Regions from separate parts of the Homo sapiens genome. Here region 1 is linked to region 2. A link is a loop called in an ENCODE intact Hi-C map of the cell type or tissue named here. Cell type or tissue: endothelial cell of umbilical vein. All regions are shown on one strand. Each heading gives the region's core, and the rest is flanking DNA. Links, peaks and the distances in the headings are about the cores only. Region 1 has its middle 13 kb from the start of MIR422A. Region 2 overlaps DAPK2 (death associated protein kinase 2).

What was found. Hi-C counts contacts between places; a loop is a spot of excess contacts. Peaks named below come from ENCODE experiments on the same cell type or tissue, not always from the same donor. Only the 100,000 strongest peaks of a DNase experiment are listed, where the experiment ranks them.
Region 1: it touches region 2 in a loop (10-fold over the local background); 2 of 110 quality-filtered maps call a loop at or near these places.

Annotation. Positions count from the first base shown.
Region 1 is chr15:63,849,636-63,865,459 of GRCh38, forward strand. No RefSeq gene overlaps it. Among named protein-coding and RNA genes, the nearest start is that of MIR422A, 13 kb to the right of the region's middle. RefSeq lists an enhancer at 10,826-10,885. In endothelial cell of umbilical vein, for the core only: no CTCF peak of the experiment used is centred there; DNase peaks (open chromatin) are centred at 7,636 and 9,426; H3K27ac peaks cover 3,214 bases.
Region 2 is chr15:63,931,476-63,947,299 of GRCh38, forward strand. DAPK2 (death associated protein kinase 2) reads right to left here. Exons shown (of 12, transcript NM_014326.5): 5 at 7,757-7,886. It overlaps LOC101928988 (a long non-coding RNA gene), which reads left to right. Exons shown (of 4, transcript NR_120344.1): 3 at 1,087-1,202; 4 at 4,066-4,478. Among named protein-coding and RNA genes, the nearest start is that of MIR422A, 68 kb to the left of the region's middle. In endothelial cell of umbilical vein, for the core only: no CTCF peak of the experiment used is centred there; DNase peaks (open chromatin) are centred at 6,266 and 8,396; H3K27ac peaks cover 2,186 bases.

The DNA of each region.
Region 1 (15,824 bases), core at 4,027-12,026, 82 kb before region 2:
ATTTTTGTATTTTTAGTAAAGACGAGGCTTCACCATGTTGGCCAGGCTGGTCTCGAACTCCTGACCTCAAGTGATCTGCCTGCCTCAGCCTCCCAAAGTGCTGGGATTACAGGCATGAGCCACTGTGCCCGGCCTTTTCTAATTCTTCCACAACAGCAAAGCAAAACACAACATCTCAGTTTCCTGCCACATCTTATTGGCTATCAAATACAGAAAAAAAGGTTATTCTTGAGGGCTTTATCTTTATGAAGGCCACTTTTCTTGCACATGAAAGAAATATCATTTAAATTAGCTGAAGGAAAAACAGGACATCTATTAAAAGGACCAAAAAGGCAGGGCGCAGCGGTTCTCACCTGTAATCCCATGACTTTGGCAGGCTGACGTGGGAGGACTGCTTGAGTCCAGGAGTTCAAGACTAGGCTGGGCAATGTGGTGAGATCCTGTGTTTACTAAAAATTTAAAAATTAGCTGGGTGTGGTGGTACACGCCCGGGAGGCTGGAGTGGGAAGATTGCTTGAGCCCAGGAGGTCAAGGCTGCAGTGAGCTATGATTGTGTCATTACCTTCCAGCCTGAGCAACAGAAATTCTGTCTCAAAAAAAAATAAAATAAAATAAGGACCCAAGGACAGGACTGGAATAGCTGCTCTGAGCACTCTGGGACCTTATGGGATCCCAGCCTCTACTCTTCTGTTTTGCATGCGCTCTATTCTCCTTTCTCTGCAAAACATTTCTTCTCGTTTCTCTTTTCCCCTGGCAGAAAATAGCCATCCTGTAGCTCTCAATTCTGTCTTTCAGTTCAAGAGACAGTGGATATTCACTAGTATTTCTCAAGGCCAAAATTTCCAGATGGATAAATCTGATTGTTTCACCCCCAGAGGTTGCAGATATCCCTTGCCCTCAAGTCCTGTTGGCCAGAACTTATTCACGTGGCTATGTCTAGCTGTAAGGGAGGCTGGGTTTCATGGCCTCTAACGGGATGATCATAGGCTCTGTGGCTCTTCCTAAAAGGAAGAAAGGTAAAATGGCTACTGGAGACAGCTGCCTCTGCCACACTCCATATCAAATGCTTAGTTGTTTAAGACAAAGAATATGGCATCCCCTAGAGATAAGGCCAAAGACAAATGATAGCCTCAACCCATGCTGGGAGCTGTAAGCTATAAAGAGAGAGGAACTGACACCAACAAGAAACAGACCTGATACCTTCTTTTTGTAGGTGAAATTCACAAAAATGGGATTCCCAAGTCAAAGATCATGTGTATTTTAAATTTTAATTCATATAGCCAGATTATTTTCCCACAAGGTTGTAGTAATTTCCATTTCTATCACCTGGCATCTGTTTTACTTGGTGCAGTTCAACGAGTTTTTCTGTCCCCCATATTTCCTACAATCTGCAGCTATATCCAAGGACTGGATTAAACTCAAGTTTGGTCCTTTGACAACAGAATGAGATAGAGCCCTCCAGAATAACCTTTTTTTTTTCTGTATTTGATAGCCAGTAAGATGTGGCATCTGTTTTCTCAGTCTTACGAGCATTGTATGTTATCTATCAGTCTTTCAAGTTTTACCAATCTGAAAGATGAAAAAGGTATACATTACCTAACTACAAGTCAGTTTGCAGGATAAACATGTTTCCTGTTTGTTGCTTTACTCATGGCCTCAGGACACACCAATCTATATGTCTTCAACCCACCTCAGTTTGCAAAGCCTGACAGCACAATTCCACCTTTGCTTCGGCAGCTGCACCACTCTCTGTGCATTAATAAAGCCCTTCTGGAAAACAATTTGCCAAAATAAATCATTGTTCTCACCTTTAGTTCAGTGACCCCTCTTCTGGAAATCTATCTGACAGAAATAATCTAACTTATAGAGAAAACTATATGCACAAAGATGTTCATTACAGCATTATTTATAACAGAAGAATTTTAAAAGCAATCTAAGTAGCCAACAATATTACACAAGGGTTAGTCAAGCTATGGTATGATGTAATCCTAAATCCATTAAAATGGTAATTATGAAGACTATGGAGTAATATGCAAATTAATCATGATATAAAATATGGATAGATTAGGTATGCATATGTTAATTAATTTGATTTAGCCATATCAAAATGTATATATATTTCAAAACATCATGTTGTGCCTCAACATATCTATGACAAACCCACAGCCAACATCATGAATAGACAAAAGCTAGAAGCACCCCTTTTGAAAACAGAAACAAGGCCAGGTGCTGTGGCTCATGCCTGTAATCCCAGCACTTTGGGAGGCTGAGGCGGCCAGATCACTTAAGGCCAGGGGTTTGAGACTAGCCTGGCCAACATGGCAAAACCCCGTCCCTACTACTAACAATTAGTCAGGTGTGTTCACACATGCCCGTAATCCTAGCTACTCGGGAGGCTGAGACATTAGAATCTCTTGCATCCTGGAGGCAGAGGTTGCAGTGAGCCTACCATACCCCAGCCTGGGCAATAAAGCAAGACTCTGTCTCATTAAAAAAAAAAAAAAAAAAAAAAAAATGGCCGGGCACTGTGGCTCACGCCTGTAATCTCAGCACTTTGGGAGGCTGAGGAGGGCAGATCATCTGAGGTCAGGAGTTCGAGACCAACCTAACCAACGTGGTGAAACCCCGTCTCTACTAAAAATACAAAATTACCAGGGCATGGTGGCACATGCCTGTAATCCCAGTTACTCAGGAGGCTGAGGTAGGATAATCACTTGAACCTGGGAGGTGGAGGTTGCAGTGAGCCGAGATTGCGCCATTGCACTCCAGCCTGGGTGACAAGAGAGAAACTCCATCTCAAAAAATAAAAAAATAAAAATAAATTAAAAAATAAAAACAAGAACAAGACAAGGATGCCCAATATCATCACTCCTATTCAAAATAATACTGGAAGTCCTAGTCAGAGCAATCAGGCAAAAAAGAAATAAATGGCATCCAAATAAAAAAGAAGACAAATGACCTCTCTTTGCTGACGTCATACTGTACCTAGAAAACCTTAAAGACTCTGCCAAAAGGCTCCTAGATCTGATAAACAACTTCAGTAAAGTTACAGGATACAAAATTGATGTACAAAAATCTTATCATTTTTATACGTCAATAACATTCATGCTGAGAGCCACATCAAGAATGCAATGCCATTTACAAGAGCATTAAAAACAAAAAGTACCTAGGAATACATCTAACCAAGGAGGTGAAAGATCTCTACAAGGAGAACTACAAAACAGTTCTGAAAGAAATCAAAGATGACACAAACAAATGGAAAAACATTCCATACTCATGGACCGGAAGAGTTAATATCATTAAAATGGCCATACTGCCTAAAGCAATCTACAAATTCAACGTTATTCCTATCAAACTACCAATGTCATTTTTCACAGAATTAGGAAAAACTCTTCTAAAATTCATATGGAACCAAAAAAAGAGCCTGAATAGCCAAAGCAATCCTAAGCAAAAAGAACAAAGCCAAAGGCATCACATTACCTAACTTCAAACTATAAACTACAATAATCAAAACAGCATGATACTGGTAGAAAAACAGACACATAGGCCAAACAGAATAGAGAACCCAGAAATAAAGCCATACACTGACAGCATCTGATCTTTGACAAAGTTGACAAAAATAAGCAATGGGAAAGGGATTCCCTATTTGATAAATGATGCTGTGATAACTGGCTAGCCATATGCAGAAAAATAAAGCTGGATCCCTGCGTTTCACTGTATACAAAAATTAAATGAAGACGGATTAAATATTTAAATGTAAGATCTCAAACTATAAAAGTCCTAGAAGAAAACCTAGGAAATGCCATTCTGGACATCAGCCTGGGCAAATAATTTATGGCTAAGTCCTTAAAAGCAATAGCAACAAAAACAAAAACTGACAAAATATTTGCAAAAATAGAGAAAATATTTGCAAATTATGCATCCAACAAAGGACTAATATCCAGATTGTTCTACAGAAAATATACATGCACTCATATGTTCATTGCAGCACAATTCACAATAGCAGAGATATGGAATCAGCCTAGGTGCCCACCAACAGTGGACTGGACAAAGAAAATGTGCCAGCAGGTGCAGTGGTTCATGCCTGTACTCTAGGCTTTGGGGAGGTTGAGGTGGGAGGATTGCTTGAGCTCAGGAGTCCAAGACCAGCCTGGGCAAGGTGATGAGACACTGTCTCTAAAAAAAAAAAAAAAAAAATTAATTAGCCAGGTGTGGTGGCACACACCTGTAGTCCCAGCTACTTGAGAGGCCAAGGCCAAAGAACCCCTTGAGCCCAGGAGTTTGAGACTGCAGTGAGCTGTAATCAGGCCACAACAGTCCAACCTGGGTAACACAGCAAGACCCTGTCTCCAAAAAGGAAAGAAAATGTGGTACATATACACCATGGAATACTACACAGCCATAAAAAGAATGAAATCATGTCCTTTGCAGCAACGTGGATGAGGCTGGAGGCCATTATCCTAAAGTAATTAATGCAGGAACAGAAAACCAAATATCACATGTTCTCACTTATAAGTGGGAGCTAAACATTGGGTACATACAGACATAAAAATGGGAACATAGACACTGGGGCTACTAGAGGGGGGAAAAGGGGGAGGAATGAGGACTGAAAAACTGCCTGTTGGGTACTATGCTGGCTACCTGGGTGATGAGATCATTCATATGCCTAATCTCAGCATCATGCAATATACCCATGTAACAAATCTGCACATGTACCCTGTGAATCTAAAATAAAAGTTGTGGGCCGGGCACGGTGGCTTATGCCTGTAATCCCAGCACTTTAGGAGGCCAAGGTGGGCGGATCACTTGAGGTTAGGAGTTCGAGACCAGTCTGGCCAACATGGCAAAATCCCATCTCTGCTAAAAATACAAAAATTAGCTGGGCGTGGTGGCGTGCACCTGTAATCCCAGCTACTTGGGAGGCGGAGGTTGCAATGAGCCAAGATTGCGCCACTGCACTCCAGCCTGGGTGACAGAGCAAGACTCCGTCTCAAAAAATAAAATAAAATAGTTGAAATTATTTTTACAAAATTGTGTTTGTAAATACATATGACTTTTGTTCAATTAAAACATAATAAATGTTAAATAAAATAAAAATGGATTGAGGATAGCTTCTGCTTTTGCATGCCTTTAAGGAATTGCCCTCTTTCTGGCTGTGTGGCACTATTCCTCCTAGTCCCTGACTGCAGGAGTGGGTATGTGACACAGGCCTGGAGAATCACGATACCCTGTCATAACAAACTTAATGGCTTAAAACAACAAACATTTTTTATCTTACATTTCTGGGAAGTCAGAAGTTTGAAATAGGTCTATATGGACTAAAGTCAAGGTGTTGGCTGAGCTGTGTTCCTTCTGGAGGATCTAGGGGACACTGTTTCCTTTTCAGTTTCTAAAAGTTGCCTCCATTTCTTGGCTCATAGCCTGTTCCTCCATCTTCAAAGCCAGGAGCACAGCATTTTCAAACCGCTCTCTCACCCTGACTCTAACCTGCCTTTTATAAGGACCTTTGTGATTCTGCTCAGCCCACTGGAGAATCCAGAATACTCTCCCCATCTGAAAATCCTTAACTTAATCATATCTGCAAAGCCCTCTTTGCCATGCAAGGTAACATATTCACAGGGGCCAGGGATTAAGACAAGGCGGTCTTTCAAAGGTCATCATTCTGCCTCCCACACAAGTTATATAACTACAAAATTTAAGACTTGGAACATGTACAAAAACGTTACTCGCAATTTCTCCATCACCCTAAACACAATCACTAATGATATCTTTCTTGAGTCTTTCCAATCTTTTTTCTGTTTACAGTTGTTCACACAGTTACAATTATACCATTTTGTATTTAACTTTTTCACTTGATAAATACCACCCACCATTTCCTATGCCTTTATGATACTCATTAGCAATGGCTGCATAATATGCCACTGAGTGGATATGTTGTCACTTATTTAACCAACTCCATGTTGTTAGACCTTTAGGTTGACATGTAGGTTTCCATCTTTTCACTCTTATACATAACGAGCCAATGAACAAATATATGCATACAGCTCTTTCTAAATATGTGGATTATTTCTTTAGAATAGATTATCAGAGGTGGGATTACCAAGCCTAAAGAAATAAACAGTTTGATGTGAACAGCCAAATTACATCCCCAAAGATTGCAGTGATTTCACTCCCACCTGTGATAAAGGAGAATGCCTAATTCACTACCCCCCATCAGTTGTTGTCACTCCAGGGGAGTGAATTCAAAGCCCTTGCCAAATGTCTTTTGACTCATTCTCTATATCCTGTATGTACTCAGGCATCTTGTCCCAAGTTATGACATTTACGGTAAACCTGAAGTGTCATGATTTCTCAGGTATGTTTTCATCACTCAGAACTGAATTAGCCAGTCAACTAAGTCAACATTTCATCCAAAGATATGTAAAGTTAGAAACCAACTTTCCAGCAGTGATTTTGATTTATTAATTTATTTTTTTAATTTTGAGACAGAGTCTCACTCTGTCGCCCAGGCTGGAGTATAGTGGCATGATCTCAGCTCACTGCAACATCCACCTCCTGGGTTCAAGCGATTCTTCTTCCTCAGCCTCCCCAGGTAGCTGGGATTACAGATGCGAACCACCAGGCCTAGCCATTTTTGTGTTTTTTAGTAGAGATGGGGTTTCACCATGTTGGCCAGGCTGGTCTCGAACTCCTGACTTTGTGATCCGCCCACCTTGGCCTCCCAAAGTGCTGGGATTACAGGTGTGAACCATCACACCTGGCCTCTTTTATTTCTTTTAATTTTATTTATTTATTTATTTATTTTTTGAGACAGTTTTGCTCTTGTTGCTCAGGCTGGAGTGCAATGGTGCAATCTCAGCTCCCTGCAACCTCCGCCTCCCGGGTTCAAGTGATTCTCCTGTCTCAGCCTCCTGAGTAGCTGAAATTACAGGTGCCTGCCACTACATCTGGCTAATTTTTGTATTTTTAGTAGAGATGGGGTTTCACCATGTCGGCCAGGCTGGTTTTGAACTCCTGACCTCAGGTGATCTGCCTGCCTTGGCCTCCCAAAATGCTGGGATTACAGGCATGAGCCACTGTGCCTGGCCTCTTTTATGGTTTCGTATAATAAACAGCACCAATCCCTGCCACAACAGCTGTGGAGCACACCTGGAACATGTCAACATGTCTTCCTTGTTTGTAGAACTGTGCCCAGCTGAACCCACCTGGTGGATCCTTAAGCTGCTCACCCTCCTGAACTCTGAAAGGGAAAGGGTCCTAACTTCCCAGACCTTGCCAAGCATGCAGCCTCAGGCCACTATGACAACACAGAGAGGTAAAGCCACATTAGCATCTAGACTTGTGGCTGCCTCTGGTCCTAAGTTAAAGCTATGCTCTGAAAATGGTAACATCACGATAGCGCTAACAGCAATGACCCACATCTACTGAGTAATGGTTAAAGTACAGGCATTGTGCTCGGTATGATTATATGGATCATCTCATTTCTCCTTACAAGAACTCTAGAAGGTATCTGCTATAAAACCATTTTAAAATGAGGAAATTGAGCCTCAGAAAAGTTAAGGAATTTGCCCAAGGCCACACAGCTAACAAGTAGCAAAACCAGGATGTGAGGCCAGATGCTATCTGACTCCAGAGGAGAATTCTTAACAACATATTAGGTGGTGTTGCTGCTAAAAATATCTGCAGCATATTGTCTTAGTGTGTTACTCATCAAAACCCAGAGTCTTAGGGAAAAGCAACCTGGTGCCTTTCTGTACATTCAAAGAAAAGCAGCAGGGTAGGCCCCTAAACAACAGTGAGGCCTTGGAAAAGAAACACAGAAATAATGAAGAGGCGTTTGTATCTTGTCCACACATTCTTTTGCTGTCTGATTCGCCTTCTCAACTGGGAAATACAATGAGGACATGTATGTGTAACTGGGTTCAGGATCCTGGTTTGTCTCTAAGATCAAAAGGTCAGCACCTTGAATTCTGGGCTATGTCATGTGTCTGCATTTCCACAGCATCCCATAATTCCAGGCCTGGCCTAAGGGCACTGGGCCAGACGGAAGCACAGATGGAAGGCCTTGGTTGGTGATCCTGAGCCAGGGTCTCTTAGCCAGGAGGCTGCACCCCAGACACAGACACTCCAGCAGAAATGTTGAGTGGGTGGATGCAGATGTTAACCTCCTCAGCCTCAAGAGCCCTCAGACCAGGCTTCAGACTCAAAATTCAATCCCAACTAGCAGTGTGAAGTTGTGACCTCCAGACTTTGACCCCTTCTAAGCACATCCTCCCTTATTGTTGCTGCCGTCTCTATTCATCCTTTTTGTGACATCGCCCCTGCTCTTCAGGCATAGATTTGTTTTGTTTAGAGACAGGGTCTCCCTCTGTCGCCCAGGCTGGAGTGCAGTGGCACAATCATAGCTCACAGCAACCTCAAACTCCTGGGCTCAAGCAATCCTCCCACCTCAGCTTCTCAAGTAGCTAGGACTACAGATATGTGCTACTATGCCTGACTAATTTTTTCATTTTTATTTTTTTGTAGAGATGGGGTCTTGCTGTGTTGCCTAGGTGGGTCTCCAATTCTTGTGCTCAAGCGATCCTCCTGCCTCAGCCTCCCAAAGTTCTGAGATTACAGGAGTGATTCACTGTGTCTGGCCCCAGGCATAGATATTGTTGTGGTAAATAGCAATAGTAATATTAGCAATAGCTGCAGCAGTAATAGTAGCAGTAGCAGCAGCAACTGCAGTAGTATTGGTAGTAACAGTAGTAGCAATGATGGAGATGGTGGTAGGAGTAATAATAGCTACCACTACTATTTACTGAGACTTTCCTGTGTTCTAGGACCTATGCTGAGTGCTTTAACTGCATTATTTTATTTCATCTTCACAACCACCTTGGGCAAGGTGGCCGTAACACTCCCATTTTACAGATGAGACAATGAAGCTCTGAGCTATCACGCAACCTAGCAGAGCTTGGATTTGAATCAGGTCTGTTTGCCTGCAAGACCCATGCTTTTAACTACCATGTTTGCTTCCTTCCTATGGAAAATGTTTTTTGTTTGTTTTTTTGAGACAGAGTCTTGCTCTGTTGCCCAGGCTGGAGTGCAGTGGTACAATCTTGACTCACCGCAACCTCTGCCTCATGGGTTCAGGTGATTCTCGTGCCTCAGCCTCCTGAGTAGCTGGGACTACAGATGCCTGCCACCATGCCCGGTTGATTTTGTATTTTTAGTAGAGATGGGGTTTCACCATGTTGGCCAGGCTGGTCTTGAACTCCTGACCTCAAGTGACCCACCCTCCTGGGCCTCCCAGAGTGCTGAGATTACACGTGTGAGCCACCATGCCTGGCCTTTTTATTTGGTCAGCTACCAGGCTGTTGTGTTGGTTGTCATGGGAATGGATCGTAAGTCCTCTATATTAGTTTCCTGTTTTGAAAATGAATTATGACGAATGTAGTAGCTTAAAACAATACAAGTTTATTATCTTGCAGTTCTGGAGGTCAGAAGCCTGAAAAAAAAATGGGTCTTATGGGGCTAAAAGCAAGGTGTTAGCAGGGCTGCATTCTTTCTGGAGGCCCTAGGGGAGATCCATTCCCTTGCCTTTTCCAGCTTCTGATGTCATCTGCATTCTTTGGCTCATGGCTGCTTCCTCCATTTTTACAAAGAACATCACTCCAACCCCTGCTTCTGTCTTCTTCTCTGCCCTGCCTTTCTTTTATAAGGACTCTAGTGATTGCATTGGGCTCACCTGGCTAATCTGGGATCATCTCCCCATCCCATGATTTCTAATTTAATCACATCTGCAAGACCTCTTTTTGCCATGTAAATTAACATAGGTTCAGGAATTAAGATGTGGACATCTTTGAGGGGCTGTTATTCGATCTACTATACTCACCAAGTGCCAGTTTCCTCAACCAAAAGCCAGGCTATGAGTTGGCCATGGGAGTGAGAAGTGAGACAGGAGGGAAGGCCTACTGAGTGGCACATGCCTACCCTGCCCTCAGATGCTCTCTCACTGGGGTTATGAAACTTGCAGACATGGGGTTGGTCTGCAGAAGGATGTGTCAAGAATAGAGGGCCAGGCTGGGCATGGTAGCTCATGCCTGTAATCTCAACACTTTGGGAGGCTGAGGCGGGCAGATCACTTGAGGTCAGGAGTTCGAGACCAGCCTGGCCAACATGGTGAAACCCTGTCTCTACTAAAAATACCAAAAGAACTAGCCAGGTGTCATGGTGCATGCCTGTAATCCCAGCTACTCAGGAGGCTGAGGCAGGAGAATCACTTGAACCCAGGAAGTAGAGGTTGCAGTGAGCTAAGATGGCCCCACTGCACTCTAGCCTGGGCGACACCAGTGATACGTCTCAAAAAAAAAAAAAAAAAAAAGAAAAGAAAAAGAAAAAAGAAAGAATAGAGGGCCAGAATGAAAGGAGCTAGTTGTTCACCCACAGAATTCAGAGTTGGGCAAAGTTAGAAGCAATGGAGAAGGCATTTAGCAGGCTTTTGTAGGCCACTGTAGGCTTTCCTCACTGCAAGATTTTTGACAGACTGCTAGAATACCTTCTGGAGCAGAAAGCTCACTTCTTCACAAGAGAGCCAAGGCCATTGCTGGCAGCTGTGTTAAAAACTTCTTCCTTAGTTGAAGTCTACTTCCTCAGAAATGCACCCATTGGTCCTATCTCTACAGAGGCTGAACAGCTGCTCCCCCACCCACTGCCTTCCGGAGGTGAGGCTTTCAAGTGTAATGAAATCTTTGAAAGGTGCTTGTACTAAATCAAAGACACCAGCTGCACCCAGGGTGTACCAGCTGCCATCATCCACTGCCACAGGAACAGTGGATCTTCTAGGTGCTTTCAGAGTCCATGAACCAGTGACAATACTAGTCTGGTGCCTGCCACAAACAAACAGGCTCTTTAAAGCAGTGCCCTGGATCAAAGAGCAGAACCAGATCATCCTTGGAAGAAAAGGGCCGAGCAGATTTGGAAACGCGGCCAGATGCCCCAGACTCCTCTCCTTATAGCAGCTGTCAGAATTACAAGAAAGTATCTGTTGATGTCCCTGGTCCCTGTGCCCTGAAAACCTTCCTCCTCACTCTCTGGCCTAGGAGTAGAAATGGTTTCCTGCTGCTGCTGATCTGAGTTGTGTCATACTCTCCAGTGCTTTCTTGATTCTTCCATTGCTTGTGTGATGTCTATTAACATCTTTCTGTTTTAAATACTCAAAGTAGTATTCGTTTTCAGACTAGACATTACTCATGTAGGCTATGTTACCTGTATTACATTACCTATATATGTTACCTTCAGCTGTCATGCTTCAAGCACCCCCTTGCTGTTCTACAAGTGCTAAATTTCCTCCTTTAGACTAGCTATTCATTTTCCCATTTAACAGCCTTGGTAACTGATTTAGAAAAAATCTCTCTCTCTCTTTTTTTTAAAGAATCTCTGAAAAGGAAGATACAGGTCTGTGTGATCCACAAAGATCAAGAGTAGGGTCCAGGCCAGGTGCAGTGGCTTATGCCTGTGAACCCAGCACTCTGGGAGGCTGAGACAGGTGGATCACCTGGGGTCAAGAGTTTGAGACCAGCCTGGCCAACATGGTAAAACCCTGTCTCTACTAAAAATACAAAAATTAGTGGCTTGTGCCTATAGTCCCAGCTGCTTGGGAGGCTGAGGCAGGAGAATTGCTTGAACCTGGGAGGCAGAGGTTGCAGTGAGCCAAGATTGCACCACTGCACTCCAGCCTGGGCACAGAGTGAGACTGTCTCAAAGAAAAACAAAAAGTGGGGTCCAGTACCCCTCAATTCAACAAATATTCACTTGGTTCCCAGCATTCATTCATTCATTCGACAAATATCTATTGAGCACTGCTATTTTTCAAGCACTGTTGTAATTGGAGGGATACAGCAGTGAACAAGACAAAGTCTTTGCCTTAATGGAGTTTATATTTAAGTGGGAAGAGACGGACAATGAACAAATAACAAATAAATCTACAGTATATCAGACTGTGATAAGAGCTACAGAGAAAATACAAAGCTGGGTAAAGGAGTGAAGAGTGCCCAGATAGACATTGCTGGGATCGCTTGAGGTCAAGAGTTCAAGACCAGCCTGGGCAACATGGTTAAACCCAGTCTCTACTAAAAATACAAAAATTAACTGGGCATGGTGGTATGTGCCTGTAGTCCCAGCTACTTGGGAGGCTGAGGCATGAGAATCGCTTGAACCTGGGAGGCAGAGATTGCAGGGAGCCGAGATTGGGCCACTGCGCTCTAGCCTGGGTGGCAGAGCAAGACCCTATCTCAAAAAAAAAAAAAAAAAGTGAGTATAAACAAATGGGGAGGTTTGTGGACTGAACTCTGAACATTCCTGTGTTCAGAGGTTAGGAAATTATGGAAGAACCAGGAGAGGGGACTGAAGAGACAGGGTGTGTGTATGTGTGTGTGTGTGTATGTGTGTGTGTAGCAAGGAGAGAGGAGAGACTGTGAATGATCCTTGGGTAACTGCAGTCCATGTCTGTCTGTATGTCTTGTACCTCTGAGTTTGTGTAGCAGAGGACAGCCACATGGACTTTGAGTCTGCAAGCAAAGTTCCAGGCATGCAGTGAAAGTTCAGTGACCTCCCCAAAAAGGGTCCATAAACTCAGTTCATGGGTCTCTCCAAGAAGCCCCTACAACTTGAGTTCAATGCAGTCCTCAAGAATGTCCTGTTGGACCTGAGTTTATCAGCCTCCCCAGACAGCCTCACAGTTAGAGTCAGTACATTTCCTAAGAACCCCCTGCCTGAATTCAGTGAGCCCCTGCAGCCTAAATTTCGCACATTTCCCAGAAAGGTCCCACAGCCTCAGTTCAGTCACTTCGCTAGGGTGTCCTTAGAATCTGAGTTCTGAGCACTTCTCAAAGGTTCCTGCAGCCCGAGTTCAAAGCATTTTGACCTCCCTGCAGGCTGATTCCCTCTATGTCCTACCCCCAGGAAACCCCTGTGCCTCTAGTCCCCATCACTCCAGGCTCACCCTCAGGCTCTAAGTTACCAAGGCCCAAGGCCAGGAAGGCATGTGAAGCCAGGAGTCTTTTACTTCAGGGAAGAAAGGACACTAGGTCTCTCTCTCTCTCTCTCTCTGTCTCTCTCTCCTGCTTACTCTGACAAAGGCCTCTGCCCCTTGCTGGCAGCCTAGTGTCCCCATCTGCCAAGCCCCTAGGAGACCCTCAGTGGTGGCCACAGGTAGATCAGGGTGCAGACTCAGGATGGTGAGAAAGAAGGATCCCAGGAGAGAAGGGGGCTGAGTCTCCCTGGCAGCTCTGTCTTTCTCCCATTTTTCTCTTTCTCTCACCTCTGCTGGTAGCAACACCCAGGTCATGCACCCTGAATGGACTCTACAGTGAATGGGAGGAGCAAAGGGAAAGGGAAGGCATAGAAGGCCAAGGGAGTCCTAAGCTAGGCCAGCATCTTGGCAAGGAGCTGGCAGAGCTCCCCAATGTTAGAGAGCTCAACACCACTCCCCTTGGGAGAATCTCTGATGTTAGAGGGCTCTTCGATACCCCCCAACCCTCAGGAAAAAATGTTTGGGGCTGGGCGTGCCAAGGGCTCTGGTCCTCAGTCTGCTGCAGAGAGTAGAAAAACATTTATTCAAAACTATTCTCTAACCCCCTCAATGCCAAAAAAGTTTATCCTGATATCAACAGGGACTCTTTGCAGGGTTTTAAGCAGGTGAGGGGAACGTCATGCTGGGGTTGTAGAAAGCATCCGCCAGCTGGTGCCCCAGGGAATGGGAGAGCAAAAGCAGAAAGACCAGTGAGGACTTTGTTGCACTCGTCCTAGCAAGAGATGAGGGGGACTTAGGCTAGGGGAGCAGCAACGTTGTTGGAGGATGTAGAAGTATGTGAGAGAATGTTTTCATTTTATTCTTTTTATAAGATGGGTCTCGCTATGTTCTATAGGCTGGCCTTGAACTCCTGGGATTAAGTAATCCTCTTGCCTCAGCCTCTGGAGTAGCTGGGACTACAAGTATGCATCACCATGCCAGGAAAGAGAATGTTTAAAGGGCAAAATGGACAGGTCTTGGAGATGGTTTTGGTATGTGGGAGAAGGCAAGAATTCATTCAATGCCAGGTGTGGTTGCTCATGCCTGTAATCCCAGCACATTGGGAGGCTGAGGTGGGAGGATCAGTTGAGGCCGGGAGTTCAAGACCAGCCTGGGCAACATAGTGAGACGCCATCTCTATTTAAAAAAAAAAAAAGATTTTCATTCAACAAATACTTATTAGGCACCTCCTAAGCCAGTTCCACGTGCTTGGAATATAGGCTTTAAACAAGTAAGAAAAAAATCCCTGCCCCGTGAGTTCACATTCCAGAGAGTGACTCCCAGGTTTCTGCTTCTTATGACTGGGTAGATGATGGTGTGTGTCACTGAGATAGGGACATGGAAAGAGAAGCTGGTTTGGAAGGGGAGGGGTGCTGAGGTCCATTAGACATGGTTCGCTTGAGGTGCCTGTGGGATGACCAGGGAGGCTGGCCAGGCAGGACTTGTGGCTGGAGCTCAGATGAGAGGTCTGGCCTGGCAGGAGGTAGAAATTTGGTAGTGGCCACACATGGATGGTTCTGAATTTAAGGGAGATGGGAGACTGACCAGGCAAGCAAGTGCAGTCCAAAGACAGACCAGACTCTGAGGAAACAGATGGTGGCCTAGCTTAGGGCTCCCTTGGCCTTCTATGCCCTCCCTTTAGGGAAGGGAGGAGTGAGGGAAGCAGAGGGGTGATGAGAATTGGGAGAACCAGGAGAGTGGGGTGCCATTGAGCCACTAGGAAAGCCAGTACAGCCCCGAGAGAGGGATCCATTAGATTTGCTCACCAGGCCACTCAGTGACGCCGATGGGGGCAGGTAGTATCAAAGGAATGATGGGATTGGATCTCAGTGGACTGAGGAATAACAAGGAATGAGGAATCAGAGAGAGTTGTGGGTCCTTCTTTCAAAAAGTTTGGCCAGGAGGAGGAGGAGGAGGTAGCCCATCTGTGCCCTCTAGGGAGAACAGGTGTCAGGGCACAAAGGAGAGTACATGTCACTGTGGTTCAAAGTCGACTTAGGAGGGTCAGTGAGGAGCCATGAGGGGCCAAAGCATGCTGTGCGGTTTCCCCTGGCTCCTTTAGGCAACAACAAGCCCGCCTTCCAGCTACTCTGGATGGTTGATCTGCCAGGAGCCTCTCCACCTCATAGAAGGTAACCTGGCCTGCTGGGAAGCACCCAGCCTTCAGCTTGACTTTGAGTTTGCAACTCTACTTGGCTGCTTCCTCGTTGAGTAGCTATAGGTAAATTCATTAACTTAGCCTCCGTTTTCTCATCTATAAAATGGCATCTTCACAGGGATTAAATAAAAGAACATTGTGAATATAATCAACTTAACTATGGACTTAAAAATGGTTACAATGGGCCGGGCACAGTGGCTCACGCCTGTAATCCCAGCACTTTGGGAGGCCTAGGCGGGTGGATCATGAGGTCAGGAGATCGAGACCATCCTGGCTAACATGTGAAACCCCGTCTCTACTAAAAAATACAAAAAAAATTAGCCGGGGGTGATGGTAGGCGCCTGTAGTCCCAGCTACTTGGGAGGCTGAGGCAGGAGAATGGCGTGAACCCGGGAGGCGGAGCTTGCAGTGAGCTGAGTTCGCGCCACTGCACTCCAGCCTGGGTGACAGAGCGAGACTCCATCTCAAAAAAAAAAAAAAAGGTTACAATGACAAATTTTATGTTATATATATTTTCTCACAATGTTAAGATTAATAAATTAATGTGCCAAAAGCCATTGAATTGTACACTTTTTTGTTTTTTTTGAGACGGAGTCTCAAAAGTCCAGCCCA
Region 2 (15,824 bases), core at 4,271-12,270:
AGTCATGTCAGTGCTGGAAAGTGATGAAGAAGAAGGCAGAGAAGAACTCCATTTTCCTGAGTCTGGTCTGAAAGAGGGTACCTCCCACCTGAGGAGCAGGAGGACATTCCTGGGGGTCCCTGAGACAATGAGCTTGAGGTGCCTGAGGGGCAGCCAGGGGAAGATGTCCAGGGGCAGGCTCCAGGGGAGTGGTCCAGAGCCATCACGTTTGGAGCCATCCATGTACAGGAAGGAGCAGGAGCTGAGCCAACGATGTGATGAGCAGGAGAGGGTGCAGAGACTAGGAGAGATGGCTCTGCCAAGGAGAGAAGAAGATCAAATGCTCCCCAGAGATCAAGCAGATAATCCCTGGAAAGTGAGTGTTGAATTTCACAGCCCCGCAGTGCCCAGAGTGTCAAGAAGGTATAGGATGGGCGTGGTGGCTCAAACCTGTAATCCCAGCACTTTGGGAGGCCAAGGTAGGTGGATCACTTGATGTCAAGAGTTCGAGACCAGCTTGGCCAACATAGCGAAATCCCATCTCTACTAAAAATAAAAAAAAATTAGCTGGGTATGGTGGCGGGTGCTTTTAACCCCAGCTACTTGGGAGGCTGAGGCATGAGAATTGCTTGAACCTGGGAGGTGGAGGTTGCAGTGAGCTGAGATCATGCCACTGCACGCCAGCCTGGGTGACAGAGTGAGACCCTGTTTAAAAAAAAAAAAAAAAAAGGCTGGGCACAGTGGCTTACGCCTGTAATCCCAGCACTTTGGGAGGCCAAGGTGGGCAGATCACCTGAGGTTGGGAGTTTGAGATCAGCCTGACCAACATGGAGAAACCCTGTCTCAACTAAAAGTACAAAATTAGCCGGGCGTGGTAGCACATGCCTGTAATCCCAGCTACTCAGGAGGCTGAGGCAGGAGAACTGCTTGAACCCAGGAGATGGAGGTTGCAGTTGAGCTGAAATTGTGCCATCGCACTCCAGCCTGGGCAACAAGAACAAAACTCCGTCTCAAAAAAAAAAAAAAAAAAAAAAAAAGAAGCTACAAAGAAGTAGAGGTAAGAGTATAGATGACACTTTATTTTATTTATTTATTTATTTTTTTTAGATGACACTTTTTAAAAGCTTGGAGATCATGGAGGCAAAAAAGAGGACAGTAGCTTGAGAAGGAGGAAGGACTGAGCCCATTCAACTGCGAATGGAAAAGGTGGAGAGTGGGAAAGTGTGAGTTTATCTAAAACAATATCAAAACCATTGCATCCACAGCCTGTGTCTGCCCTCCTGTCCTCTTGCATCCTGCTACTTTAAGACTCAGGGAACTACGCTCCTGGTTTTGCTGCTGTTTTAGCTTTATAAAAATGCTGTCATACTGCATGTGATTTATAGTCACTTTATTTTTTCACTGAACATTTATGCTTCTAGTGTTCACTGATTGTTCATCCATGCTTTTTACATTTTCACTGCTATACGGTAATCCATCGTGTGAATGTGTATCATTTTTTAGTCATTCTCCTCTCAGAGTTCATTTAAATGGCTCCCATTTTAAACAATTATTGAAACGACATTGCTATGAACTTTTTTTTTGCATGTGTTTCCTAATGTGCACATGAAAGACTTTCTTTAGGTCAGTGATAATTCAAAGTGTGGTCTGCAGACGAATAGTCCACAGACTGTCACTGGTCCAACAAGATAGGCACAGAAATTTGGACTATGCATTTAGAGACTCTGATAGCAATGTGACACTGTTGTGACATCCAAACTGTGGTCATTTTTCTAATAATTTATTTGTTTTTATTTTTATTTTTTTGAGACAGAGTTTCACTCTTTTTGCCCAGGCTGGAGTGCAATGATGTGATCTCGGCTCATCGCAACCTCCACCTCCTGGGTTCAAGTGATTCTCCTGCCTCAGCCTCCCAAGTAGCTGGGATTACAGGTGCACGCCACCACAACAAGCTAATTTTATATTTTTAGTAGAGACGGGGTTTCACCATGTTGGCCAGGCTGGTCTCAAACTCCTGACCTCAGGTGATCCACGCCTCTCAGCCTCCCAAAGTGCTGGGATTACAGGCGTGAGCCACAGCGCCTGGCCTAAGAATTTATTTTTTATTGTATCTTACTGAAGTAGCAGTTCAGGACAGATTGATTTTTTTTTTTTTTTTTTTTGAGACAGGGTCTTGCTTAGTCACCCAGGCTGGAGTGCAGTGGCATGATCACAGCTCACTGCTGACTCAACCCCCTAGGGTTAAGCGATCCTCTCACCTCAGCCTCCCAAGTAGCTGGGACCACAGGCATGTGCCACTATACCAGGTAATTTTTAAATTTTTTTGTAGAGATGAGGTCTCACTGCGTTGCCCAGGCTGGTCTTCAATTTCTAGGCTCAAGCCTCCGGCCTCAGCCTCCCAAAGTGCTGGGATTACAGGCTTGAGCCACCACTTCCAGCTGAATTTTTTTTTTAAAGCTTTCATCATAGATTGAGAAGCAGAACTCACTTTCTCATGCCATTGATCTGAGATACATACACTTTTATTTCTGTCATCAACATGCTTTTATTTGTCTTTTTTTCTGTGCTTTTCTTTTCCTTTCTTGCCTTCTTTAAAAAATGAAGACTTTTGGTTTTATTGTTTTTCCCCAACTTCTTTTTTTTAACAGCTATCTTTGAGACATAACTGTGGATATCTAACAAATTCTAATATAAATCAACATTTTGATGCTCCTCGAACAACCTAAAAACCTCAGAACATTAATTTTAAACACTGCTGCATCTAACATTTTCTTCATGTTCTAGTTTTATCCTAGTTTTTTTTTTTTTTTTTTTTTTTTTTGAGACTGAGTCTTGCTCGTCACCCAGGCTGGAGTGCAATGGTGCCATCTTGGCTCACTGCAACCTCTGCCTCCTGGGTTCAAGTGATTCTCCTGCCTCAGCCTCCCAAGTAGCCGGGATTACAGGCACCCACCACCACACCCAGCTAATTTTTGTATTTTTAGTAGAGATGGGGTTTCACCACGTTGGCCAGGCTGGTCTTGAACTCCTGACCTCAGGTGATCCGCCCACCTTGGCCTCCCAAAGTGCTGAGATTACAGGTGTGAGCCATGGCACCCAGCCTATTGTTTTGTTTTGTGTTTTGAGACAGACTCTCACTGTTGCCCAGGCTGGAGTACAGTGGTGTTATCTCAGCTCTGTGCAACCTCCGCCTCCCAGGTTCAAGCAATTCTTCTGCCTCAGCTTCCAGTGTAACTGGGACTACAAGTGTGAGCCACAATGCCTGGCTAATTTTTTGTATTTTTAGTAGAGGTGGGGTTTCACCATGTTGCCCAGGTTGGTCTCAAACTCCTGGCCTCAAGTGATCTAACCGTCTTGGCCTCCCAAAAAAGCTGGGATTACAGGCGTGAGTCACTACGCCCAGCCATCATCACAATTTTAGGCAGAAAAATGTTTATATTTGCTTAATATTTACTGATTTCTTTGCTTCTATTACTTCTTGCTTTGAGGCCTCCCTTCAGAGTTCATTTCTTTAATTCAGAAGTACATCTTTTAGAAGTTCTGCTAATGATGGTGTATTGGTGGCAAACTCTATATCAATGTTTTGGGGTTTTTTTTTAATTGTTCTTATTTGTTTTTCTTAAATCTTTGCCTTCTTTTTTTTTTTTTTTTCCTGATACACGGTCTCACTCTGTCGTCTAGGCTAGAGTGCAATGGCGAGATCTCAGTTCACGACAACCTCTGCCTCCTGGGTTGAAGTGATCCTCCCGCCTTAGCCTCCCAAGTTGCTGGGATTACAAGCGTGCGCCACCATGCCTGGCTAATTTTTGTATTTTTAGTAGAGACAGGGTTTCACCATGTTGGTCAGGCTGGTCTCGAGCTCCTGACCTCAAGTGATCCACCCACCTCGGCCTCCCAAAGTCCTGGGATTACAGGCATGAGCCACCATGCCCGGCCTCATTCTTGAGATATATTTTTTCTGGGCACACAATTATGGGTTTACTTTTTATTTTTCCTCAGCTCTTTGAAGATAATATTCCACTGGATACTGGCTTCCATTGTTGTTTTGAGAAATATGCTGTAGATCTAATTATTGTTCTTTTGCAGGTATTTGTCTTCCCTGACTGCTTTGTCTTGGTACCCTTCAGTTTCACTATAATGTGTCTAGGTAAGATTTTTGTTTTTTTCTGCCTGGTATATATTGTCCTTTCTGTGTCTGTGGATGCATGGATGCAGTTCTGAAAATTCTCAGCCATTCTCTTCAAATAGTGCTTCTCCTTTTTTTCTTTTTGTATCTATTTCCTCCTTTTAGAATTCCAAAGAGATCTATGATAAGTTTTCTTTTTATCCTCTTTTGCTTATCCTCTCTTTCATATTTCTATGTCTTTGTCACTCTATGGTGCTCTAGCTAATTTGTTTCAGCTCTTTCAATTCTTCAACTCTCTCCTTAGCTGTATACAATCTGCTGTTTAACCCATTCACAGAGTTTTACATTTCAACAATTAAATTCTTTAAAGTTCTATCATCCTGTTCTTTTTAAAATTCATCTGGTCATTTTTGACACCTCTTGTTGCTTGCTCATTCTTGTGAGTCTACCTTTTATTTCTATGTATATAAAATGTACTTTAATATTTATATTCCACTAGTGTATATATTCCATCCATCAGATGTTACAGTCAACATCTGATAATTTCAGTATCTTATGTCCTTGAACATCTAAATTTTGCTAGTCTCTAACTGAAGTGGCGACAAGTGCACTTGCCTCTAGTGGAGTTCCTTCTGTTGAATTTTCTTGCTGCTCACTGCTCTAGCTCTAGGTTCAACTCATCAGCTTTTGGGGGTGGGACAGGTGGTGCTGAAGGAGTTACTATGTTTAAAGATTTCTCTGGCCAGGAGCGGTGGCTCGCTGGCTCACGTCGGTAATCCCAGCACTTTGGGAGGCCAAGGCAGGGGGATCACTTGAGGTCAGGAGTTCGAGACCTGCCTGGCCAACATGGTGAAACCCTGTCTCTACTAAAAATACAAAAATTAGCCAGACGTGGTGGTGGGTGCCTGTAATCCCAGCTACTAGGGAGGCTGAGGCACAAGAATCACTTGAACCCAGGAGGCGGAGGTTGCAGTGAGCTGAGATCACACCACTGCACTCCATGGGTGACAGAGTGAGACTCTGTCTCAATAAATAAATAAAAATAAAGATTTCTCTTATTTCCTGTGAGACCAGAATTTCATGAAAAAGAAAATTTTTCTCAAGAATCCAGTTTTGTAAGCCGGGCATGGTGGTTCACGCCTGTCACCCAGCACTTTGGGAGGCTGAGGTGGGAGGATCACTTGAATCCGGGAGTTTGAGATCAGCCTGGGCAATATAGTGAGACCCCACCTCAAAAAAATTTTTAAAAAATTGCCAGGCATAATGGTGCATGCCTGTAGACCAAGCTACTCAGGAGGCTGAGGTGGGAGGATTACTTGAGCCCAGGACATTGAATCTGCAGTGAGGTATGATTGCATCACTGCACTCCAGCCTGGGTGACAGAGTGAGACCCTGTCTCAAAAAAAAAAAAAAAAAAAAATCCAATTTTGTAGGAGGAGGGCTTTTCAGAACACCTAATCCACCCTAGTACTAAAAGCTGACACTAATTTTTTAACCCTGGGTCTGAGGTTAGAATATCAAAGGAATGGTGGGAGCAGGGGAAAATGGTTATAACCTGTTTCTCAGGGGTCTTGGGAAAGAAAGTCATCACAATTTAGCCAAGAGGTTGGAGAAGTCATCTTATATATTTTAAGGTAAAACAAAACCAGTGCAAACAAAACCATACTGGCTCACAAAAGCCAATGAGGTATATGTCTTTCCAACTCTGTGTTGAGTGACAACATGCCAGTACCTTGAAATTGGCCAATGCTATAAATTAGGGAATTTTTTTTTGAGACCTGGTTATTGGATATTTATCAGCATACCACTGGGCAAAACTCTCCATTGTATAGCCTCATCCATCAATAACCCACTCACACTAACAGTCTAGTGTGAACTCTGGGCTCCATTTGGAGTGGACAGTGACTTGTCCCTGATAAATGCCTTACTCTGGCCTTACTTCCCTGGTAGGGTATCAGTGAACCTGGGAGGTGTTCCTCCCCTCCTCTGGCTCCCTCCCCACCCCTCTTCAGAGACCTCTCCCACTCCAACACCAGCCCTTTTCCTCTCACTCACTCAAGGCCATGACTGATCCCATTGACTTTGCCAGAGTGGGTATCTCATATGAACAGTCTTTTCAGAACATCTATTTTACTTGCTTTACACTTAATCACATCCTGTCTTGTGATACCTCTTCCTTATTGCTCTCAGTTTCTAGTTGTTTATTGTTATTTAACAATTATAATAAACTTAATAGACATGCATTTTTACCACATATGTGAATGGTGGGTAGCAACTGCTCTTTCAGACAAAGCTCAAGTCTAGATGTCTGTGCCCCAGGTTTAAGTTGGCTCTGCCACCAACTTGTGACCTTGGGTGTGTCATTCTGAGTATGGCTCCTTAACATCGCTGTGTCCCCCATACATCACCTAATATCTGTCATACAGTAGGTGACAAATAACCTGAGTTTACCTTAACTAAAATCCCCCAGCCTGCCATCTCCACGTGTGTTAAACTGGACCAGAAAATCTAAAAAGATCCTTCTGGCACTCTTTTTTGATGGTTTGATGCCTTGTTTCTACAACTAAATTGTAAGCTCTTTGAGGGCAGGGTTTGTTAGAGAGACAACCTGGCATAATGGGAAGAGCACAGGCTTTGCTGTTGGCTGTATCTGTATTTGAATCTCAGCTCCACTGCCTACTGGTTGGGTTGCCTTGAACAAGGCACCTGTTGGAGAAAATAATTAACTCTGCTTCATGAAGCCATTTGGGGATAATTAAGACAATGTTTGTAGAGCATGAGACATAGTGCCTGGCACACAGCAAGGGCTTCCTGCCCTGGGATCTGTGGGGTCTCTGAGCAGCATTCTACGGTGGCTGCAGAGCCTGAAAATCCACCAGGTGGTTGGTCTGACACATTCTTTCTTTTTTATTTGACTGTGGTCAGAAGTTTTAGCACCCAGATTTTGAGGACATCATGCCCTCCCTATCTCCAAGACCACTCCAACTCCCAAAGCAGATAAACAGATGGTGGTTCTCAGCGCTCATTCCTTCCCCCTCTACAGGCTATTTCTTCATGACCCCAATCTCCGGCCCAAGCCCTATAAGGAGGCTTCTGGGGTACAGAATGGGCAGGGGCCTGGGCCAAGGGTGACAGAAACAGAGGGAAGAGGAAGCAGCCAGGGCCCCACTGGAGCTGGGCACCCCCATGCATGAATAAAGCCAGGCATAGAGGAGAGGCGAGTGGGTGGATGTGGTATTTGGCAGATGATTTCCTTTTTCCTTTTCAGGAAATCAAAAGCTAGTTCAGAGAAGGTTGAGTTTATGGGAATTCAAGAGGGCGAGGTAATTTTAAGTCTTCACAAGAATAAACTCATCTAAGAGCACGAGGTGGGGCCAGCGCTACAAGGGTTTAACCTTACAGGCTGTAGCCCCACTGAGAGCCACTGGGCCCCACTCAGCCCTTGCCTCACTGAGCACTCAAAGCCTACACCTGGGCCCTCATCCCCAGGCCCAATAAGACATTTCCTTCCCCACCCATTAGGTTTCTAGAGATGTCCCAATGCATCATCTCTTTGCTCAGAGGCCATAGCCCCAGACACAGGTTTCTTCCCAGGATCCCTACCTTTGATGCCAGATTCTTAGCTGAAAGACAAACAGGCCTACAACTCACCAACAAATTCCGGCGTCCCAAAAATATTCTTAAATTCAACTCCATCTTCTATTTCGTGAGCCAGACCAAAGTCAATCAGCTTGATGTGTGGAATGGGAATATTCTTGTCTAACAACATAATGTTTTCTGGCTGGACAACAAAAAGTAGAAAAAAAAAAAAGGAAGGAAGAAAAGAAAAAAAAAGACGGTAATTAAAGGCTGGTTGGTTCGTGTTTTGGCTTTGGGGTTTGGGGTGGGACTTGGTGTTCTTTTTAGGAGACTGAAACAGCATAAACTCTTCCTTGTTTTTGGTCCTCAGTCTTCTCTGTGAACCCAAAGACAGGTAAAGCATTGAGGGCAAGGCCTGGGTTTTACCAAACCTTCTGCTCACAGCAGAACTGAAGACTCCAGCCTTCATCTCCATTCTGTCTCTGAGTGGCAGATCCCTTTAATGCAGTGCCTCTGTTTTCCTATCTGTCAAATGGGGCCAATGAGATACTTGCAGCATTTCCTGTAAACAAACCCAGCACTGCTGTGTGGGTGTGAAAGGGACGGGGACATCCCAGCTTAGCCTCTGTTTATACTTGGCTTACTGACCTTGGTCTTCCTGACCGCCTCTTTCCCCTGGCCAGCCAACTTCCTGTTGACAACATTCCCCTCCTCTAGACTCACTGTGTAGCCCACACTTCTCTCTGCGTTTAACTAATTTTGGTCCTCAGCAGGACACAGGAAAAATGCACCCGATTTCCAGGGAAAATACCAGCTGCTCAGGCTATTTCCAGCCCAGCAAGCAGCTGCCAGGTCTGACACAACAATGCAGGTGGGTGCAGGGTAGGGGACAGCCCCTCACACACCCATGGGCCTGGCCCTCACACACCCCAGACTCCCAGTGAGGCTGCAATGGAATCCTGAGCTCTCCCTTCTCACTCCCACCCAACCACTCAGACTACGGTCCCCTCTGCCTCACCCACTTTCTCCCACTCCACACAACTTTCCTTCACTCCACTCTAAAGGAAATGTCCTGAAAACACACATCCACACAAAATATGTATACAAATGTTCACAGCAGCATATTCCCAATATCCCTGAAGGGGAAACAGTGAATGAATGGATAAACAAGATGTGAACACCCATAGCACATCTAGTATCCACATGTGAATTCGATTTGGCCATAAAAAGGAATGAAGCCAAAGAAAAAAATAAAAAGGAATGAAGTACTGCTGGGCGCGGTGGCTCATGCCTGTAATCCCAGCACTTTGGGAGGTCGAGGTGGGTGGATTACTTGAGGTCAGGAGTTTGAGACCAGCCCGGCCAACATGGCAAAACCCCTGTCTCTACTAAAAATACAAAAGTTAGGTGGGTGTGGTGGCGCACGCCTGTAGTCCCAGCTGCTCGGGAGGCTGAGGCAGGAGAATCACTTGAACCCAGGAGGTGGAGGTTGCAGTGAACCAAGATCGTGCCACTGCACTCCAGCCTGGGCAACAGAGTGAGTCTCTGTCTCAATTAATAAATAAATAAATAAATAAATAAAATGAAATATAAAAAGGAATGAAGTACTGATACCTGCTACAGCAGCAAGGAACCTTGAAAACATTTATGCTAAGGGAAAGAACCAGTCATAAAAGACAAAAAATATTCCATTGATACAAAATACCCAGCATAGGCAAATCCACAGAGACAGAAAGTAGATTAGTAGTCCCCTAGGATTGGGGGAATGGAGAGATGGGGAGTACAAGGTTTCTTTTCTATTTTCTATAAACTATGGTGGTGTTGGTTATATAACTTTGTAAACGGTACACATTAAGTGAATAAATTATATAGTATGTGAATTATATCTCCATAAAGCTATTAAATAAATAAATATTTAAGAAAATCAAACATCCCTGTTTCTTAAAGCACTGAAGGGTTTCCACAGCTTGCACCTTTGTTCACACCATCTGCTCTGCCTGGAAAGCCTTCTGTTCAGTCTCTGTCCATTGAAATCCTAGCTGGGCTTCAAAGTCTAACTCAACCCACTGTGTTCTTGCAGACTTTCCTCAGCAACCCTGAGCACCCTCCACCACCCCCAGGAGTGAGCCCCACCCCGCTCCAGGCCCCACCAGGCTTATTTGAACCTTTCTGTGATGACATTTGGCATGCTTTCTCTTGTCCAGCGGCCCTTTGCTGTTTTTATCATAGCTCCCCTACCAGAGCTGTCCTCAGCCGGAAGGAGGACTCAGATCTTTGCATCTTTGCCCCTGCAATGCAGAGCACAGCAGCTGGCATGCTGAGGGTGACCCTAGCTGTTAGCTGAACTGATAGTGAATCTGGACAGATGCCTTCTCCCAGGTCCCCCTGGCTGCCTATGGTCTCTGTGACCTTCCAGCTGGAAACTTCCACTCAAGGGAGCTGACTGAGGCCTTCCTTGGCTTTTTTTCCTTTTTTTAAAAAAAATAAATAACACATTTCCTTTTGCATTTTTTTTGCTTTTTTATTCTTCTTCCCCTCTGGAGATTACTCTCAACACTGTTTTGAAAATGTGTCCAAGTCTCCCCAAGGCACCGCAAATTTCCCTAAGGCTGTACAGAAAGGAGCATGAGGGTGGGTGAAGTCAGCTTATGACCTGGAGAGGATCCAGGAAAGTGGCCCCACTCTAGCACCCCTGACCAGCCCACTGGGGGCTGCCCATGGACCCAAGTGTCCTGGCACCCCATGCAGTCAGCTGCAACCTCCCAACTGCCAACTACCTCCCAGGCAGGCAGTTTCACCCTCTTAGGAACTTCTCCTCTCCTCCAGGGAAAAGACAGTGAGACATCTCCCTGGGGCTGAAGGGCCATGGCCCAGCCCTCCCGACCACCATAGCTGAGAGCCCAGGACACCATCTCACACCACACGCTGAATGGGGGTGGGAGCCAGACCTGGTGATCCCCAGGACTATGGAGCAGTAGGGATGAGGTGGTGGAGGGGAAGAATTGAGGCTGAAATAAGATGGGAGTCTCCTTCCTCACACAGGCTCACCTCTGTGGCACACAGTCCAGGAGAGATGGTTTCTTCACTGGTCTATAAGAACCTCAGGGCAGGCCGGGCACAGTGGCTCACACATGTAATCCTAGCACTTTGGGAGGCCAAGGCAGGGGGTATCACCTGAGGTCAGGCGTTCGAGACCAGCCTGGCCAACATGGTGAAACCCCATCTCTACTACAAATATAAAAATTAGCTGGGCGTGGTGGCATGCACCTATAATCCTAGCTACTCAGGGGGCTGAGATGGGAGAATCACTTGAACCGGGGAGGTGGAGGCTGCAGTGAGCCGAGAACACACTGCTACACTCCAGCCTGGGCGACAAAGTGAGACTCCATCTCAAAAAAACAACAACAAAAAAAACAAAAATAAAAAAACAAACAAAAAAAAGAACCCCAGGGCAGGGCCATGTTTCCCCCGCCCGAGTCTCATCTGTCCTCAGCCCCACCCCAAGCACCTAACACACAGCAGGTGACTTCTCTCCTGCCTGGAACACTCTCCCTGCACTACCCCAACCCCAAACCTGGCTAGTTCCTATTCACATTTCAGCAAAGGTAGTACCTCCTCCAGAAGGCCTTCTCTGCTCTCTCCCTGCCTACCACCCTCCCCAGTTCCCAAAGTACCCTGTAATACCCGAACACAGTGCTTCTTACTCTGATGAGCTTGTCTGCTTGTCTCCCTCTACTGGGTTGCCCAAGGGTTTTGTTCCTGTCATCTCCCCAGAGGTTGGGATAGAGCCTGATATCCAGCAGCTGCTCAATATATGTGCCCCAAGTGAAGACAGGTGCCACTGATTAAGCCCCTGCAATATACAGGACCCAGTGCTAAGCAAACATGCGACATACTTTACACTTCATTGAACTCTCAACTACCTCACATGGTGGGTGTTATCATTCCTTTTGCAAAAAAAAAAAAAGAAGAAACCAAGACTAGCCAGGTGTGGTGGCTCATGCCTGTAACCCCAGAACTTTGGGTGGCAGAGGCAGGAGGATTGCTTAAGCCCAGGAGTTCAAGACCAGCCAGGGCAACTTGGAGAAACCCTGTCTCTACAAAAAAAATTTTTAAAAATTAGCCCAGCATGGTGGCACACACTTGTAGTCCCAGCTACTCAGGAGGCTGAGGTGGGAGGATCACCTGAGCCCAGGAGGTTGAGGCTGCAATAAGTTATGATTGTGCCACTATACTCCAGACTTGGCAACAGAGTGAGACCCTGTCAAAAAGAAAAAAGAAAAGAAACCGAGACTATAACATTAGTTTGTATTATCCCTCATTAGGAACTTTAACCTTTATCTCTCAGGCCCCAAAGTTTGTGCTCCTAACCGCTAGACTAAATGATTCCCCTTCCTTGCTTCTCAGGGGTCTTATTAATCTAGCCCAGGAGGCCGGGCGCAGTGGCTCATGCCTGTATTCCCAGCACTTTGGGAGGCTGAAGTAGGTGGATCACTTGAGGTCAGGAGTTCAAGACCAGCCTGGTCAACATGGTGAAACCCCGACTCTACTAAAAAAAATACAAAAATTAGCTGGGCGTGGTGGCACACGCCTGTAGTTGCCACTACTCAGGAGGCTGAGGCAGGAGAATTGCTTGAACCCGGGAAGCAGAGGCTGCAGTGAGCTGAGATCGTACCACTGTACTCCAGTCTGGGTGACAGAGAGGGACTCTGTCTCAAAAAAAACAAAACAAAAAAAATCTATCCCAGAGAGAAGCAGCAATGCCACTCTGGCCTGGCAACCTGGGGCAACCTCGTGCCTGGCTCAGACACAGCTGTTTTCCTCCTCTGGCACCTGTGTCCTACCCCAGGGTGCCTTTTCTTCTGGTGATGCTTCCATGCAAGTGAGTAGCCCCAGAACCCATCCCTGGCCTCAGGAGCTCCTGAGCAGGAGGTCCTCAAGTCAGATGAGAAAACGGAGGTCCTGGCAGGGCGAACACCCAAGCTGGGTCTGGATAAAAGGATGAAGCCTGGGGGTTTCAGGCTGGAAGGTGGCCGTGGGGCAGTAGGAATGCTCTGTTGGGTCGTCAGGACCCAGGTTCTCGTCCCTACCTTCACCATTCACTTATTGGGCCATTTGGACCAGACATACCCATAGACTCAGACCTGCCCTGATTGGGAGTAAACAGAGGCCATGGCTCCCTGCTATCCAGCCATGTTTCTGCTTCCTTCCTAGGCCACCAAGGTACCTATAGGCTGGCCAGGGGATTTGGGCCCCTAAACCTGAAGCTCTACCTGCTTTCAGACAGGCTTCCTTCTTGCTGTCCCAAGCTCCACTATTAGCCTGATGACAGCCAGGACAGAGGGTAGGGACTAACATTTACAGCATGTTTACTAAGCCAAATTTGATGCTAGTGTTCTATGTGATCCTTGCAGCCACGCTGAGTGATAGGTACTGTTATAAACTCCATTTCACAGATAAGAAAACGGGGCTCACACAGGGCTAAATGATTTGCCAAGGTGCAACAGCTTGTAATGTCACAATCAGTGGGGAGCAGTGGGGTGGGGGCTTCCCTGGCAGTCCAATCCCTTTCTCCCCAACACATCACTGAATCTGGTTAAATATCTTCAGTGGTCCCACTGGCCACCGGAGAAAGTCCAAATGCCCCACCTGATATTTGAAGTAGTCAAGGCACTGACTGCCCCATGCTCTCTTTCCAGCCTCACCACCCATCCCTTGCCTGTACCTGCTCTATATCCCCGCAGGGTGGGCACTACCACTCCACAACGACATCTCAACTCCATCCTTTGCTCTGGCTTGGAATGCCTGTCCTACTCCTCTTCATTTTCAGAGCCTCTTCCCCCTCAACCCTGCCTCCCCTTACTCCCTTACTTAGAGAGAATCTTTTTCTAAAAAAAGAGATGAGATGTTGCCCAGACTGGATTTAAACTCCTGAGCTCAAGTGATCCTCCCCGCTCAGCCTCCTGAGTAGTTGGGATTACAGACATGAGCCACCCTGACCACCCAGCTAACTCCCTTACTTCTCCCTGAGCTTCCCCCAACCCTGTGCTCTAACCCCTCCGTGTTGATGACGCTGGCCTGCTGGCAGTCCTAAGCTGTAGGCTGTCTCTCACAGGTGATGCCACTTTCCTGGGTGGCAGCCTTTTCCCTGAGAAAATTCAAATTGGTTTTAGGATTCCTGGTATCCCCTGTGGCGTCTTGCATCCTGCATGTTCCATTAATATTTGAGGAAATGAATTGAAAGAATCCAGGGCCAGAGGCTCCTCCTTTTCTGCCAGGCCCCGCACCACCACTAGGGGCTCCAGAGTGCATTCCTCCTATAGGGCTGTGATGCGGATGGAGCAGGAAGGAACGGCACTAAGGGAGGGTCCAAAAGGAAGCTAAGGGTCAGCAGAGTGGCAGTTCCCCAGGAATTTGGTCTAAGCTTCTCTGCTTCCACCCTCCCCAAATAGAGCAGGGTGGTGCAAAAGAGCCCAGGCCTGCAGATTGGAAAACTGCAGGTCCAGCTCCACCACCCAAGGCCATGTGAGCTTAAGCAGGCCACGTCCTTTCTCTGGGCCTCAGCCCCCCAACTGTAAGTCAGGCAGTGGATGGCATCCAAAGCCCCTTCAAGCTCTGGGCTCTGCAGTTTCGAGATGGCACAACCTCCCAAGCTGGCTGTGAAAATTCCTACTGCTTTGGGCTCTAAGGCAGGACGTGTAAAGGCGCAGGTCTCCTGGCCCCAGGTCAGGAAGAACAGGCTGCTGCAACCACACACTGCTGGGTCCAAGCCAGAGTGCCCTCTGGGGCAGTCCGATTCTATCCATACTCCCCACTCCTGTCATTCTCCTCCAGCTTTATTTACTTCAACCAAATACTTCACCCACATACCTGACATCACCTCCAAAGCACGGCTGGAGGGAGGGGTCACATTCCCACAGGTGCCGCCACTGCCCAGCCCAGGGCCTGCCTGCCACCAGGAGGCAGAAATACCCTTGTCAAAACAAACCCACCCAGCTCATCCCGCCAGGGAGGCACCCATGGGAGAGGCCAACGTGCTCCTTTGTGTCCTGGGGGATCTGGCCAGAGGTGCCTGCTGTGGTGCCGACCAGAAGGTGGTTGTCCGGTGGGGCACCCATGGCCTGTGGGCCCAGCACAGCGTGTCCTGAAGTCTGAGCAGGATGAAGACACCCTTGGGGGGCTATGTCATAAAGTACAAAAGACAAAGGCAAGTCTGGGTTCAAATCCCAGCTCTGCTGTTCACAGTATGAAAACTGGACAGACACTGGAGCTCTTAGAGGCTCAGTTTCCCATCTATAAAATGGGGGCAAAACCTACTGAGCCACGGGGTTGTTCTGTGATTGAGAGAGATGGTTTATGTAAGGAGCAGCACCCAATGAGATTTCAGACAACAGTGGCTATGTTTGCTCATTCTTTTCTGGGATGCAGCATGAACAGTCATCCCTGGGAGCTCACAATGTTGGGGCTGCAAGGGACCTCAGAGATCATTTAGTCCCTTCATGTCAGAGCAGCCCAGAGACATCAAGAAACTACCAAGGTCACTGAGCAAGGACCTCCAGCCCAGTGCCCTCTCCAGATGCCCGTGTGGCCTGCCTGCTGCTGAGTGAGGCTGCTCTGCTCAGCAAAGCAGAGGCCCAGCCAGGGCTGTGCTGTGGGGACAAGGAAGCTGCCTACCAATCTTCACCAGCCATGTCAAGCACAGCCCCAGATTATTCAGGCAGTGCTGGGCAACCTGAGAAAGGAAGGCCGCTCCATGCTAGGCCTCTGTGGACAGGTTTTGAGGGTGCTCAGCTCCCTGTCCTCACACACTGTCGATGGGACCACAGCCAGCCCCTCCCCACAAGTCTTCAGTGTGGCCCATGCCCAATACGTGCCTCTGTGTGGCATTCAAGGCCCTGCTTCCCCACCTCCTACTCCCTGCCCGCTTTCCCTCTGCTACCTCTCTGCTACCTCTTCATCACCCCATCCCACCCTGCAGTTCACTCTGCTGGAACAGCCTTCCTGACAAGCTCCTTCTCCCCCTCTCCACCCAGTTCCCACACACACTGGAACTTCTTCTATGATCTCCCTCCCCTCCAACACACAGCTAGTTGTCCCCAGCTTGCACACACCTCTGGCAGAGAATCAGCTGCACTACAAT